Regions from separate parts of the Homo sapiens genome. Here all the other regions are linked to region 2. The links are chromatin loops, found by intact Hi-C in ENCODE. Cell type or tissue: heart right ventricle. All regions are shown on one strand.

Region 1 (5,000 bases), 61 kb before region 2:
CTAGGGGAATGTACCTAGACTGAAAAGAGCAAAAATTCCTTCTGGATGAGGTTGTCTAGTACAACTCCCTTGAAGCATTGGTTTTCATATTGAACAACTCTAGGTCAGGGGTCGAATGACATCACTGACTCATGAAACCCATGCCTCTGCAACAAGTCCCTCATCCAGCATTTTATAGAACAAAGTCTTTGGAGCTAAATCCTTGCTTTGCAACTTATCAACTGTGTGACCCTGGACTACTTAACTGCTCTGAGCCTCAGCTTCCTCATCTTTAAATGGGGAGAGCCATATACTCTTGGATTGTGGGTAGGACTCAATTAGTGCTATTAATTATGGGAAAGATTCAATTCGCTCAGGATACAAAATCAATGTGCAAAAATCACAAGCACTCCTATATACCAATAATAGACAAATAGAGAGCCAAATCATAAGTGAAGTCCCATTCACAATTGCTACAAAGAGAATAAAATACCTAGGAATACAACTTACAAGGGATGTGAAGGACCTCTTCAAGGAGAACTACAAACCACTGCTCAAGGAAATAAGAGAGGTTGCAAACAAATTGAAAAACATTCCATGCTCATGGATAGGAAGAATCAATATTGTGGAACCAAAAAAGAGTCTGTATAGCCAAGACAATCCTAAGCAAAAAGAACAAAGCTGGAGGAATCATGCTACCTGAATTCAAACTATACTTCAAGGCTACAGTACCCAAAACAGCAAGGTAGTGGTACCAAAACAGATATATAGACCAATGGAACAGAACAGAGGCCTCAGAAATAACGACATACATCTATAACCATCTGATCTTTGATAAACCTGACAAAAATAAGCAATGGGGAAAGGATTCCCTATTTAATAAATGGTGTTGGGAAAACTGGCTAGCCATAGGCAGAAAACAGAAACTGGACCCCTTCCTTACACTTATGCAAAAATTAACTCAAGATGGATTAAAGAAGTAAATGTAAGACCTGAAACCATAAAAACCCTAGAAGAAAACCTAGCAATACCATTCAGGACATAAGCATGGGCAAAGACTTCATGACTAAAACACCAAAAGCAATGGCAACAAAAGCCACAATTGACAAATGGGATCTAATTAAACTAAAGAGCTTCTGCACAGCAAAAGAAACCATCACCAGAGTGCACAGGCAACCTACAGAATGGGAAAAAAATTTTGCAATCTATCCATCTGACAAAGGGCTAATATCCAGAATTTACAAAGAACTCAAACAAATTTATAAGAAAAAACCGACAACCCCATCAAAAAGTGGGCAAAAGATATGAACAGACACTTCTGTCATATAAAAGAAGACATTTATGCAGCCAACAAACATATGAAAAAAAGCTCATCATCACTGGTCATTAGAAAAATGCAAATCAAAACCACAGTGAGATATGATCTCATGCCAGTTAGAATGGCGATCATTAAAAAGTCAGGAAAAAACAGGTGCTGGAGAGAATGTGGAGAAATAGGAACACTTTTACACTGTTGGTGGGAGTGTAAATTAGTTCATTGTGGAAGACAGTGTGGTGATTCCTCAAGGATCTAGAACCAGGAATACCATTTGACCTGGCAATCCCATTACTGGGTATATACCCAAAGGATTATAAATCATTCTGCTATAAAGACACATGCACATGTATGTTTATTGCAGTACTGTTCACAATAGCAAAGACTTGGAACTGACCCAAATGCCCATCAATGATAGACCAGATAAAGGAAACGTGGCACATATATACCATGGAATACTATGCAGCCATAAAAAAGATGAGTTCATATCCTTTGCAGGGACATGGATGAAGCTGGAAACCATCATTCTCAGCAGACTAACACAGGAACAGAAAACCAAACATCGCATGTTCTCACTCATAAGTGGGAGCTGAACAATAAGAACACATGGACACAGGGAGGGGAGCATCAAACATCAGAGCCTGTCGGGGAGTAGGGGGGCTAGGGGAGGGATAGCATTGGGAGGAATACCTAATGTAGATGATGGGTTGATGGGTGCAGCGAACCACCATGGCACGTGTATACCTGTATAACAAACCGGCATGTTGTGCACATATATCCCAGAACTTAAAGTATAATAAAAATAAAGAAAGAATGTTGTGTGAAGAACATGGGGCTAGGAGCTAAAGATTAAACAACCCTGCTTTGAGTGAACCAGGCATATTTCATTTTTCCATGTCATGTGAATATGAATAGTTCCAGTCTTCAAGAATGGAAGAAATAGGGAAGGTGTATCATTAAGCTGACTAAAAAAATAGAAAAGTGTTGTTGGTTTATTTACTCAATTAGTTCATTTGACACAAATTTATTTGAAACCTGGCATACTAGACATAAAAAATACAATATCAGCCCTCAGTGACCAGGCTATAGGGCAGGTTTGGGTTTTTGTTTGTTGCAAGACATTCCCAACACTCTTTTAAAAATCAGACCATGAAAACATTCCTTGTCCTGTTTAGGTGAAGAACATAATAGTAACTCAAATCCCGGCTTTCCATAAAGAGTGCCCTGAAGTATACATGGGAATAATTAAAGCCAAAACATTAAAAATAATAAAAAAGATGGTTGTGTGAGGGTTGTAACTGGGCACTGACACCATATGACATAATTGGCGCTCGCCTCCCAGCTTCATCTGAATCCAGCATTCTAAGGCCCTTTCGTAACAGCAACGAACATCTGCTCCAAAGAAGAGCCCTACACCCAGGCAAGAAGAATCGTGCAGAAGGGCGTGTTTTCCTTAAAGTGCAGTAATATGTTATTAAAGTGTCAAATACCTACATTTGCGACAATAATTATATAAACACAGGCTCGAAGACTGTAGGAAAAAAGATACACCAATTAAAAAAAAGAAACCCATAGGAGAGGCAGCATTTGATGTTGAGATGAGGTTTAGTTAACTTTTCCAAGGTTGGAGTTGAACATATTTAAAAGGAATGAAGATGATCCTACTGGCTTTTATTATGATTATGATTATTTCTTCTCCTTCTTAAAGACTTCCTCACTTCAAGCAAGAATTATTTATTAACAAGTGGAAATCATTACTTTGTGATTTTATTCAGCACAACATTATATGGAAAAAAATAGGCTCACAAGCTGCCTGAATGTCATCATGTAATTTCCTCACTTTTTCTAAATTGAGCTCATCCATAAATTTTCAGAAACAGTATTTTAAAAACCTACCAACAAATTTTCCATGCTTCTCATTCCAACCCAATTCTTTGAAAATATTTTTCTACTCCATTCCCCACTGAGAGAGAGAGAGAGAGAGAGAAAGAGGAAGAGAGAGAGAGAGACAGGGAGAAGAGAAACATGGGTGAGAAAATGCTGTGATCACAGGGGATTAGCTTGCCCACAATTTCTTCAAAATTGTAATTGTTCACAAATTCACGTGGTCCCTAGAGAACAGAACAAGATGAATTTCATCCACATGTTGAAGTCCATTCTGCCCAAGGTTGATATATTGCATGTGTGTGTCCCTTTCCAAGGTTAATGACACAAACTGGACTCTTGGGGAGGAGATTATCTCTTTAGCTCAGTCAATGCTGTCAATTTTTAATGTTTGAAAAGTTTAGAAGATTTAAGTGGGATTCCAGTGCCTACATTCTCCCAGCGAATGGGTTTATCAGTGAAAGTTAAAATGGCTGCTGAAAGTTCCAATTTCCTTCCTTTATTTCCAATGTTTCTTTGTAAGAATTGTTTAAGGATGGTGAGGGATGAAACGAAGCAACATAGAAAAAGGATTAACTATCTTGGAAACAAACATATTAGGTCTTGCCTAAGCATTCCACATGTGCTCCCAAGCTTCAAACATATTCATATCACATTCACAAATTTTGCCAAATTCACATATCACTTGACTATTATTTATTTAACATTTTCTTTAAAATGGCTCTTTTTTTACATAGATAAATTTGCATAGAAATGAAACTTTATATAACTGCTGTTAATGGGAAGGCATTACCATTGGTCATTAAGGAGTTTACCACAAAAACACATGAGCAGGCTGGGCACGGTGGTTCATGCCTGTAACCCCAGAGCTTTGGAAGGCTGAGGTGGGAGGAATGCTTGAGCCAGGAGTTCAAGACCAGCCTAGGCAACATAGTAAGATCCTGTGTCTACAAAAATTAAGAAGTTAGCCAAGTGTGGTGGTGTGTTCCTGTAAGTCCCAGCTACTCAAAGGGGGCTGAAGTGGGAGGATTGCTTGAGCTCCTGGGAGGTCGAGGCTGCCGTGAGCCATGATTGTGTCACTGCACTCCAGCCTGGGCAACAAAGAGAGACCCTGTCAAAAAAAAAAAAAAAAAAAAAAAAAAAAACACCTAAAAACAAAAATCATGAAAATATGAGGAGGGAAAACTAAACTGTGATATTAAAATCTAGTTAAATACATGTTCTTGTTCAAGGCGCCATGCCTGAGGTTGAGGTCTGTTCTCTCTTTACGGTAAGGAAGTTTAGCAAGTGTTGAGGTGGTGAGGACATGTTAGCACCACAGGAAGACTTGCTCTTTGAAGAAATCAGAAAGGGTGATTGAGAACTGAAAAAGGAATAACTTTCTTACTACATAGTTTAATACCATTTAATGTTCATTTCCAAAAGCAAACCCCTGGACACTGACAGGTGTCTGTCATCTCACCAGCAATGCATCCTACAATTTAAGAAGCTTTGCTAGCAGTCTCATGCTTTATAATGTCTTCTTAGACTTTGCAAAGTGCTACCACATACAGTGTTCTATTTGGTCCTCATGGTAACTTGGCAATGTAGATAGGACCATAATTATTACTTTTATTCTACTGGAACTGAAAGTGCGAAGCAACATATTTTAAGTGCACACAGGAAGTCAGTGGCAAGGCTCTCTCTGAAACTTAGAATTATTTTTCACTAAAAAAATACATTTCAAAGTTTATTGATACATTCTCCATTGCATCTTAGAAGTTTTCCTTTTTTAAAAAATTCTTTTTCCTTCAAATGAGAGGAAGATATTTAAAAACAAAAT
Region 2 (5,000 bases):
GTGCAAACTGATTTTCTTAGAAACTTTTAAGTGTGCACAGCTGTTTTGAGAAGAAAATATTTTGATAGAGAAACTTCTGCTTCGTTTCATTTGGGGAAGAAAACAATGGAGCTATCAAATGCTGAATGGAAAAATTTGTATAAAAAGGCAAGAGCATCTAGAGTTGCCTCTTTTCAGGGAAGAAGGGACATTAAGAGAAGTGTGGGCAGGGAGCTTTCCACTGGAGGTTAATTGGCAGTCCCTTTGGAAGAAAGCCAGAAATGTCATCTTGTTTCCAGCCAGGGATATTGATTTCAATACTAATGGAGATTTGAACTGGACCTTCAACAGTTTACAGAAGTTCCTCTCTCTGGTCAAGAAGCCATGGGCTTCATGTTCAAGTGAGTTTGGGATGTGCTCTGTGGCTATGTAGCAAGCCCCTATACCTCTATCCTGTCATCACAGTGATTCTCAACATCTTTTCTCTCTCCTCTTCTGCACTGGGAAACATCGTCCTGTTAGAGAGAAGTGCATTTACAGCTGAAATTACCAAAGTGGCCCATTATGTTTATCAAGACAGAAAAAGAAAAAAGATTACAGTTTGTCCCAGCTGTCTGCAGAACAGCTCTCCTTCTATTGGAAGGGTACTGATCCATGTTGGTTTTTTTTTCCTCTCTCCCCTCTTAAAAATTAAGTGCATGCAGGAATACCCTTCAAGATGTGATTTCAGGGGAAAAAAATGATGATTAGCAGGACAAAAGGTCAGGGCATTCCAGAACATTGAGATTTCCACATAGCTGCATTTTGGGGTTGTGTTTCAAATCTCCTACCACGTGTGCTTCTATCTCACATGAAGGGTATCAGGGAGATCACTAATCCCAAGAGAAGGTTTTTCAGAGATGAATTTACACCAAACTGGAGTGGGGTTGAGGAAAGGAAGAAAGAGGCTGAATTCCACTGACAATGGCTAATTGTTGTGACTAATTCAGCTTTTGGAAGGTAGAACTCCATGGAGTGTGTGAGCTGCAACATGGTTCCTGTTTTAATTAGTGGCACCACAGGGAGAAGATGGGCTTATAATTGAGTAGTTTGCTGATCGGTCAACTTCAACCCATAATCAGACACGCTGAGAAGTGGACATTAACGGGGAGCTTTGACTAGCAGGAAGTCTGCCCCATTAGCATAGCTGGTGTCAAATCAGGTTGTTGTCTTTCTTCTTGATTCTTTCAGGAAGAGGATGGCAAACAAAATGTTTTCTAGACTAGTTCTCTCACTCTCTCTCCATCTACTACATCTCTGTTCCAGTTTTGCTTAGCCTATCTCTGCACAGGCACACTAACATGAATAGAATGATTGGCATTTCCATCTTGCAACTTTCCCTCCAAGATTTATTGTTGGATTCTCTCTTCTCATGCCAACACCACGACCATCCATCACAGTATACAATCCCCTTCCATAAATGCACCTTAATTTTTGTTTTGAAAAATTCTCTCCCTCCCACTCTGTGGAATCTCGATGAGACTCTTAGTTAAGGGTTATATTCTCCGTTTTCTCCTCCCACACATCCCCATCCCCACCAAGAAAGAATTGGAGTCGTGATCCAAATTAGGCCATCTGGACTTTTTTTCCCAAAAACTTTGACTCTCGAGAAAGATGTCAGAAAAGAAAAATAGTTGAAGCTAAAGTTTCTAGTGGGAAACTATGATCAGATTTTTTTTCTCTCTCTCTTGCTATCTAAACCCCTAAGCTATTGGTTTCCTCTCCATTTCTTATCCTAATTCTCAATACTTGACCATACCCACAAGCCCTTCACTCTCCTATGTCACCTTCCTCTCTGCTTAAATTAGGCAGAATGAGTTTCTGTTGCTTGTAGTTGAGTAACCCCAAATGAGAAGGTATCCGGGAGAAAGCACCTCAATGTACAGCTTAATGTTCATTCTCCACCATCCTTTTCCTACTCCCGGTAAGAAAATGTGCAGAAGGCAAGAAAATCATACTTGTGGTGTATGAGAAGATAAATTTAAAAATGAGAAGAAATGCCGCACTCTTACTAATGAATCTGGGTTTAGGGCCTGGCGTGAGTGTCTTCATCCCAGATGTTCTCATGGGATCTGCTTGGAAGCTGCATTCCCATGGGATTCTCACTGTTCTTTGGACCATGACAGTGATTTGTCTGGCTTCTCTTCCTGCTCAGTTTTCTGTCAGGGGCCCCCGCACTCATTCATGCCCTCAACTATTTGGGGTTGACTGCTGATACATGCATAAATGTCATACAGCATCTATGCATGTCATGCAGCATTTCCCTGCAGGAGGGGGAAATGCCACCTACCCTCCGTTTCCCGGCTGTATTTTGGGCATGGTTTGTATTAGCTAGCTTAAAGGCAGGGAGTATTGGCATGCCTTCAGATGGGTGTGTTGTACATGTGTGTATACTCTGTTGCCAAGCTACCCAGGAGCAACACATCCTCAGAGCTTCACTTGCCTGCCCAGCATATTCTCGGGGCCTCTGCCGGGGGGAAAACACCCACCTGGGCTTGGGGAGACCCTAATGTGTTTAAAATGTTGTTTCACCTAGATGTACAAATCAGGCATTGGTCCTCAATGCTAGTCTGGGGTCAAGAAGTTCCAGCAGCCAAAAAAAGCCACAATTCCCACCTTGTAGATTACAGACTGTGTGTTCAGAATTTTAAGGAGTGAGCTGAGGCTTATCCCGAGCTGAGTAGGATTTATACCTTTCACCGGTTATGAACACAGAAGTGAGAAAAATATACATACACGAGGGCGTTCACCATAGTTAGATGGGGGTCAGAGGAAGGAAAGCCAGCTTGGCCAATGCGCTTTCATAACCACATCAATTCAGGGCTTTCACGGGTTTGATTTTCTTTCAGCCCAATCCACTAAGGAGTTGCTCACGAGTTCTGTGGATTTTCTGCACAATTGCAGATTATTGCCATGGCAACAACAGAACCATGTGACAACTTTGCTACCTCAGAGACCAGGAACAGCCACTTACGGGCAACACACATCATCTCGTAAATGGGACTCTGTGCCGTTGGCCTCACATGGTCTTAAGGCTAATCACTGCTTTTCCACAGATGGAATTTTCCCCCACCCACTCCATTTTCATGATCTTTTAAAACAATTTGGATTTGCTCTAAAGCACTTCCATATTTGCCTCTGTTTATTTGGTCATAATAAAGGTATTATTTTGGTGGATTGGAGAAAGGAAAAAGAGGGGTAAATTTTGATGGGTGAAGGCAGATGGGATGCAATGGGCAGAGAAGAAACAATTTTGCTAGCAGATGGTTTTCTTGCCACAATGTTACTAGAGTTGAAACCCATGACAGTTCTGAAATTCTGGGTCGGCCACACACAAGAACACACTGGCAATGAATAAAATTTGCTTTCTTGCCAAATGAACTCAACTCTTTTGTCCACGTTGCAGGCACAATGAGAAATGGGGCCATTGATAATTAAGTTAGAGATGTGATTGAGAAGGGGAACCAGGTAATACTTGTTCCCTGGCAAAACAATCAATTTATTTTTCAGAAACTAATGCACATAGCCAAACCCCAGGCTCTTTCTGCCAAACATTTTCCCTTTAATTTTTTAACCTCTGGGCATTTCAAGGAAAATTGAATCCACATGTTTTCAGATTCATTTGCAAATACAGTTTGCTCAGAGCTGTTTGATGACCAGTATACCCTTTGAGTGTTTTTATGAGCTCAAACTTATTTTCCCCCAAGCCTCTTGCTTCTGAACCAGGAAGTGGCATTTGGAGTTTGTAGCAGAATTAAGAAACAATCATTTTCTAAAGCCTTTGCCAAGTGCTCTTGCCTCTTTCTGGAACCTGGTAAAGCTAAAAAAAGGTTTTCACCCAGTGCATAAGAATAATTGAGGGTAACTTACTGTTTTTACAACTGAAAAGCAGACCTAATATGGACACGATCCAATTCCTGGATCACATGGCTTCCCCATCTTTCTTTATTACTGATGACATTTGCATGGAAGCAGATGCTTTCTTTCCCAGGGACACGTCTCCACCTGTGATATAATTCCCTGATTGGAATAATGCTTCTGAGACAGGGTTGGAAGTTTAGATTTAACCCTCCCCACAGACAAAATTATAGAAAACACTCTTTGTTTATTATAAGTGAATCATATCTGCAAAGAAGAAGGGTCCCCTCTTACTATGGACACACGGAATTTGGGAACTGCGTGCTTATTCTTTTCTGTCTCAGCCATATGACCCAAAACGAAATTCTAACTTCCAGAAAGCCAGGCATACGTATGGGGGATGTGTGGGGGATGTATATATGTGTGTGTGTGCCTGTGTATTCTAGGTATTATTAAAAAGACACTCAGTAACAAGGAGAAGAGCAATTGGGAAAGTCGCACAGAGCAGGAAAAATGTCTCTACGCTGGGGATTTTTCTGAGTTCAGCTCTCAAGTTTCCTTTGAGGCTGCTCTGATGAATTCCACCTGCATTCCAGGACACTTGTTAATGAGGAATTAGTCTGAGGAGTTCTCTGGATAAATATTTGTGAGCAAATAACATTCTTCCTGGAAGCTCACATCTATTGGCGTCTATTTTTTCTTCCTTCTTTTTTTCTCTTTACCAGACTTATGATCCCAGGGAAACTTGCACTAAATTCACATGCCCTATTTTTAACTTTCATCTGGACTTCCTTCTTTTTTTTTTTTCTTCAAGCATGAGAATCAAGCAAATAACGACCCTTTGTATTGTGTCCAGTGGAAGGTCACAAGCTCAGGGAATTTACTTAAGTTCCCGGGAGAAGTCAGGCCATAAAAGATTCGTGTGCATGGACTTCAGACTGTGCCATTTTGACTGTTGGGTCTGCTAACTACATTCACTTCCATTCTACAAACAAAAGCAACTGGTGAATGAATACAGCAATAGTTTTGGCTTTCGTAGAGAAATTGACTGTACATTCATAGCTTTGCTTCATCCATGGCCCACCCAAATCAAGAGGGTTAAGTGGGTCCCAGGCTGCTGACAT
Region 3 (5,000 bases), 63 kb after region 2:
CAGTGTTTGCATTGTCCCAGCTAACGTAGGGATTCTTTATTTTTTTTTTTTTTTATCCAAAAGCAGAAGTTAGCAGTAATTCTATAAAGGCTTCAGTCCTCCACACAACACTCATTTTAGGGATTCATCTTAGAAAAATTTTCTTTCAGTTGTCATTTTTTTTTTCTAGACAATTGCAAATAAGCCTATCTGAGCTTTTCTCATCCATTTTGGAGAACAAAAACATTTTTTGACTAAGGCAAAAGTTGTAGAAATTACTATTCATTTATTATTTAACTAAAATTCCCCATCTTCTGTAGGCCTCCTCCAATAAGTTCAGCCAGCCTTGATGTCATTTTCCAAATGACTCACAGCCTTTGCTTCTCATACCTTGACTTCTCAAAGTGTTGTTTTTGGATTACCTGCATCAAAAACACCTAGGTGAACACATTACAAATGCATATCTCTGGACCTTACCTCAGTCATCCTGAATCAGAATATCTGAGATGAGACTCGGGCATTTTAGCAAGCTGCCATGATTCTTCTACTCACTGAAGTTTGAGAATGGTGGTTGCATTGTTTCCATTTTGACCATGAGTAATTCTCAGATGATCCCTTTATATGTCCTGTTGCAGTCACATGGGCAAGTTGTATCCTGCATAAAAGCACCTTGTCAACAGGGAGGGAGGATAAAATCAAGATGTTCACTCTGGTGCAAGATTGTGCCCACCAGAGGAAGAAGGTGCTTTTTCTAATTTGCACAAATGTCCCTTGGTTGCTCACTGGTTACCCACAAGGCTGCATCTGCCTGGAAGGGTCATCTTTTTCTAATTTACACAAGGACTCCGTGTGGGCTGGCAGTGCCCTACTTGTAGGTCTAATTTGTAAAGCCCATGAGACAGTCATCGCGTGTTAAGCTTTTTGTCCTGCTTCCCATTGTACCACACACACCAGTAAAACTCAATATTTGTAGAATCAAATTGAAAATGCTAATAACATATTAATACTAGAGAAAGAAAGACAGTTTTATCACTCACTCAAATAACAATAGCCTCCTTCATTTCTCTCCTCCCCTGAATTGAGCAAAATCAGGAGAATTTTCCACTGCAGACCACAGATTGAACATACAGTCTGTGTGGGGGGCAAAATGAAACTCTTCTTTTCCTTCCTAGTGGAAATAAAACTTTTTGGCAGTAATTCTTGGATTGTTTTCTTTGGAAATTGCATTCATGTGATTTTCAAGATGTTTCCCGGGCTTTGTTGAAATTTGATCCATTTAACAAGAAACACATAACTCAATTCATGTTAAAATTCTCAGGGTTACTTAAGAATAATTATGAGTTGTCCATGTGTGCTAGAAAAACAGTCCAGACTTCCTCAAGAATGGGAAGATTATTTGTCTCTCTGGGGTAATGTTTCTCCTGGTTAAGTATGCCCAGTGAAAGAGTTTGCTCAAAAAGTAACCCCAAGTTTTTCCCTGCGAAGTAGTAGACAGGCTTCATGAGTTTCACTCCCAAAGCCATTTTCAGAGGTGATTTATCATGTGAACCAAGGGTCTCTATGAACTTCTATGGAAATGACAACATAACGTCTCACACACCTAAAGAGAGTGAGACTTGGGCTGAATTCTGAGATGTAATGGTTGGATTTCATCTAAATCATAGTTTTCTGAGCTTACTTTCTTGGCTAGCCTTTCCTTCACTTGTACCCTTCTTTTTTACTAAACCCTCTAAGCTACAGCTAAATCAGATGAAACCCCGTAAATCTCCCTTGCACTCATACCACTTCTCTAACACAGAAATGGAATCCCCTGAGCGTTCACGGACTCACAAGCAGCAAAGATGAAATACATGGAGAAGTGGGGTTGGACCCACTCCAGCCTGCGAGTTGAAGCTCCGCTGTGGCCTTGCAAGTCAGGAAATGCTTCTTGTTCCACCAATATTGAAAAAAAAAAAAAAAAAGGCCGATCCCTATTCATCTCTTTCTTAGCTGAGCCTCTTCTTGTTGGTTACAGGTAACACACACCCATTAGTTAGGGGTATTCATTGCAAAGATACAGGAGTGTGTCATAGAACCCAAAGTCCACAGAAAGAATGAGAACTGGAAATCAGAGGTCATCAGTACACAGGCAGTGTTTTCTCACCACTCTTCATCTTTGCTTCTCTCACTTCATGCACTAGCTTCTTAACCCAGTTCTACATGGGGAACACAGTATTCTCTTGTTTAAATTTTCTGTTTCAAAGGTCAGCCCAGATTTGCTTTTCTTCGTCGCGATTCCAAATTCCCAAGGAAGGGAGGTTGATTGACTCACTGTAGATCTGTAACCTCTTCTGGTATAGTCATCTGTGGCTAAGGATAGAGTCAAGCTGGACCAGCATGAGTTCTGGGAGCTTGTCTCCATTCCTTCCTGGATGGTGGGAAGGAACATCCCTGAGAAAGCAAACTGGGCAGAAATTGAAAAGGAAACCTGTAAAATCCTAATGTCTATGATCCTAGAAACAAAATAGCACTTTAGGTTCATTTATCCCAACCACCCATTCATGGTAGGGATAAGTTCTGCCACATACTTGACTAATAATTGATAATCCTTCAGCCCTGCTTGATTCCCCCTCATGAGGATGGAGAGTTTACACCTTATGATCCATTTAACAAGAAACACACAACTCAATTCATGTTAAAATTCTCAGGGTTACTTAAGAATAATTATGAGTTGTCCATGTGTGCTAGAAAAACAGTCCAGACTTCCTCAAGAATGGGATGATTATTTGTCTCTCTGGGGTAATGTTTCTCCTGGTTGAGTATGCCCAGTGAAAGAGTTTGCTCAAAAAGTGACCCTGAGTTTTTCCCTGCAAAGTAGTAGACAGGCTTCATGAGTTTCATCCCCAAAGCCATTTCAGAGGTGATTTATCATGTGAACCAAGGGTCTCTACGAACTATGAACTATGAGGTCTCAGTATTATTAACATTTCTTTCTTAGGTTACAAAAAAAATTCTTGCAGAAATGCCCATCCAAAGATAGTTCTAACTATTAAAGCAGCTTGTATCTCTAACTTTGAAGTGATATATATATATAATATGTATATTATAAATTACATATATTCATATATAATATATTATCTATAAATTCAGGAGCTTAAAAAGAGATTAGCAAGAGGAAAGATGGTATGAGAAAAAGAGCATAGGTTCTGGTGATAGATTGCCAATTTTCAAATCACTATTCACTAGCTCTGCAACCTTCAACAAACACTTGATCCTCTATTTCTTCAATTGTAAAATGATCACAGTGTCATGAAGATAAAATACTGTAAAGTGCAAAGAACATTCAGCTAAGTGCCTGACACCGAGTTGAAGCTCAGTATGTGTTAGCTGCCATCATTTTCCTTTAGCATTACTTACTTGTAGAAATACAACCAAATCACATATTTTCTAGGCCTTCTGTCATTCTGCCACTGATATTTCTCAGTTTGACCAGATAACTTTCCTCAAAGGACCTTGTCCATGCCAATGTCTAAGGCAATGACAGCGCCAAAATATTTTTCAGACACAGCCTGGGACTTGTTTCTGGTAAGCAGGCTGGAGAAACATTCGCGCTTCACAGACCACCTGTCAAAGGGGCGGGTACCATTCTATTTGTTATTCAAGCATAAAGCTGAAGCCTTCTCGCTCAAGCTGTAATGATGGGAACTAAGTGCAGAGACTACTGCATGTATAGTTTACAGAATTGAAATACAGAAGTTGACATTTTTATGATTTTTCATAATCTTTGTGAGTAAGTGGTGTAGCCAGAGTCAAGGAGCTCTGCATCCGTTCTCACCTCTTGGGATTGGTGTAAAGGTGTAGAGAGAGAAAAGAAATGGAAACAATTGGAGCTACCTGAGGGATGCATTTGCTCTTTCCTCTCCCTAAGAAGCCAAGGAGGGTTGCATAATATCAGGCTGCCCTAATGCATGGGGACAGCATTACTCCCTAGGCTGCAGGTGCCCTCAAAGCAAGAGGTACCAAGAATGTGGTCAGCTAACATCTGTTTAAAAGAATTACTATTGCATTTTGGCCTTGCTGTGAATAGTGTGCCTGTGGATCTTCCTGGCAGCAAAATGGAATAGAATTGAGTGGGTATCTTGAAGCAGGCTTCTTCCATGTTCTGGGGTCACTGAGGGCTTTGGGAATCATGCCTGGGCCACATGCACCACATTGGTTTCCATAATGCTTGCTGGGCAGCCAGAACTTGTCAGATGTATCCCAAGATCTTACTGCTGTGCAGAGATATAATATTAAAAAAGAAAAAGGGGCTGGAGGAATGTCACATGTCCAAGCTAACCATTTACTAAACACAAGATCTATGTGAGGCATGATCTTTAAATCAGCAAACATTTACTATGCACTTGCTATGCACTCTATATATGGCAGTGCCATTACAAGGGAGGACAGAATGTATCCAAGAGCACTAGGAGTGTAGAATATAGCCAGATTCTACCTGGGGTCAGGGAGAACTGAGAAAGTTTCTCAGAAGTGTGATATTGATGAATGCCTTAAACAATGGTGTCAGTTTCCAAGAATCTGTAATCACATGAAAAATGCCCAGGGTGTAATGCTGAGTGAAATACGTATATACTAAATATTTTATAGCACAATTGAATTTGATTACACAAACCATAAACAAAATATAAGGCAGACACTTTTTTCTATTTTATCTTCTATTTATACCTACCTGATGAATAGATGCAATTATTATCTGCATTTTGTTATGTATTTAAGAAAAAAAAGAAAAACCACCAAAATGTTAATCTGAGTAGTTGATTATGAGTAAATGTTGTTTACCTCTTAATAGGCTATTATAGCATTTAAGGTGTCAGATAAAAATAACAAACATGTTATTTTTAAATAGACTCTTATATATATGGCCAATTAATTACATATATGGTCAATTGACAAAGGTGCCAAGACCATTAAATGAGAGCAAGGATAGTCTTTTCAACAAACGGTTCTGGGAAAACTAGATATCCATATGCAAAAGAATAAAG

Evidence for each region. Peaks named below come from ENCODE experiments on the same cell type or tissue, not always from the same donor. Only the 100,000 strongest peaks of a DNase experiment are listed, where the experiment ranks them.
Region 1: it touches region 2 in a loop (1.9-fold over the local background); 2 of 110 quality-filtered maps call a loop at or near these places.
Region 3: a loop joins it to region 2, with 3 times the contacts of the local background. A loop is called at or near these places in 3 of 110 quality-filtered maps.

What each region holds. Positions count from the first base shown.
Region 1 is chr5:158,544,604-158,549,603 of GRCh38, reverse strand. No RefSeq gene overlaps it. Among named protein-coding and RNA genes, the nearest start is that of LINC02227, 140 kb to the right of the region's middle. In heart right ventricle, no CTCF peak of the experiment used is centred here; a DNase peak (open chromatin) is centred at 2,653; H3K27ac peaks cover 1,562 bases.
Region 2 is chr5:158,483,129-158,488,128 of GRCh38, reverse strand. LOC124901122 (a long non-coding RNA gene) reads right to left here and starts at 2,918. Exons shown (of 2, transcript XR_007059020.1): 1 at 2,755-2,918. In heart right ventricle, no CTCF peak of the experiment used is centred here; DNase peaks (open chromatin) are centred at 2,432 and 2,908; H3K27ac peaks cover 5,000 bases.
Region 3 is chr5:158,420,147-158,425,146 of GRCh38, reverse strand. No RefSeq gene overlaps it. Among named protein-coding and RNA genes, the nearest start is that of LINC02227, 13 kb to the right of the region's middle. In heart right ventricle, no CTCF peak of the experiment used is centred here; no DNase peak of the experiment used is centred here; H3K27ac peaks cover 2,636 bases.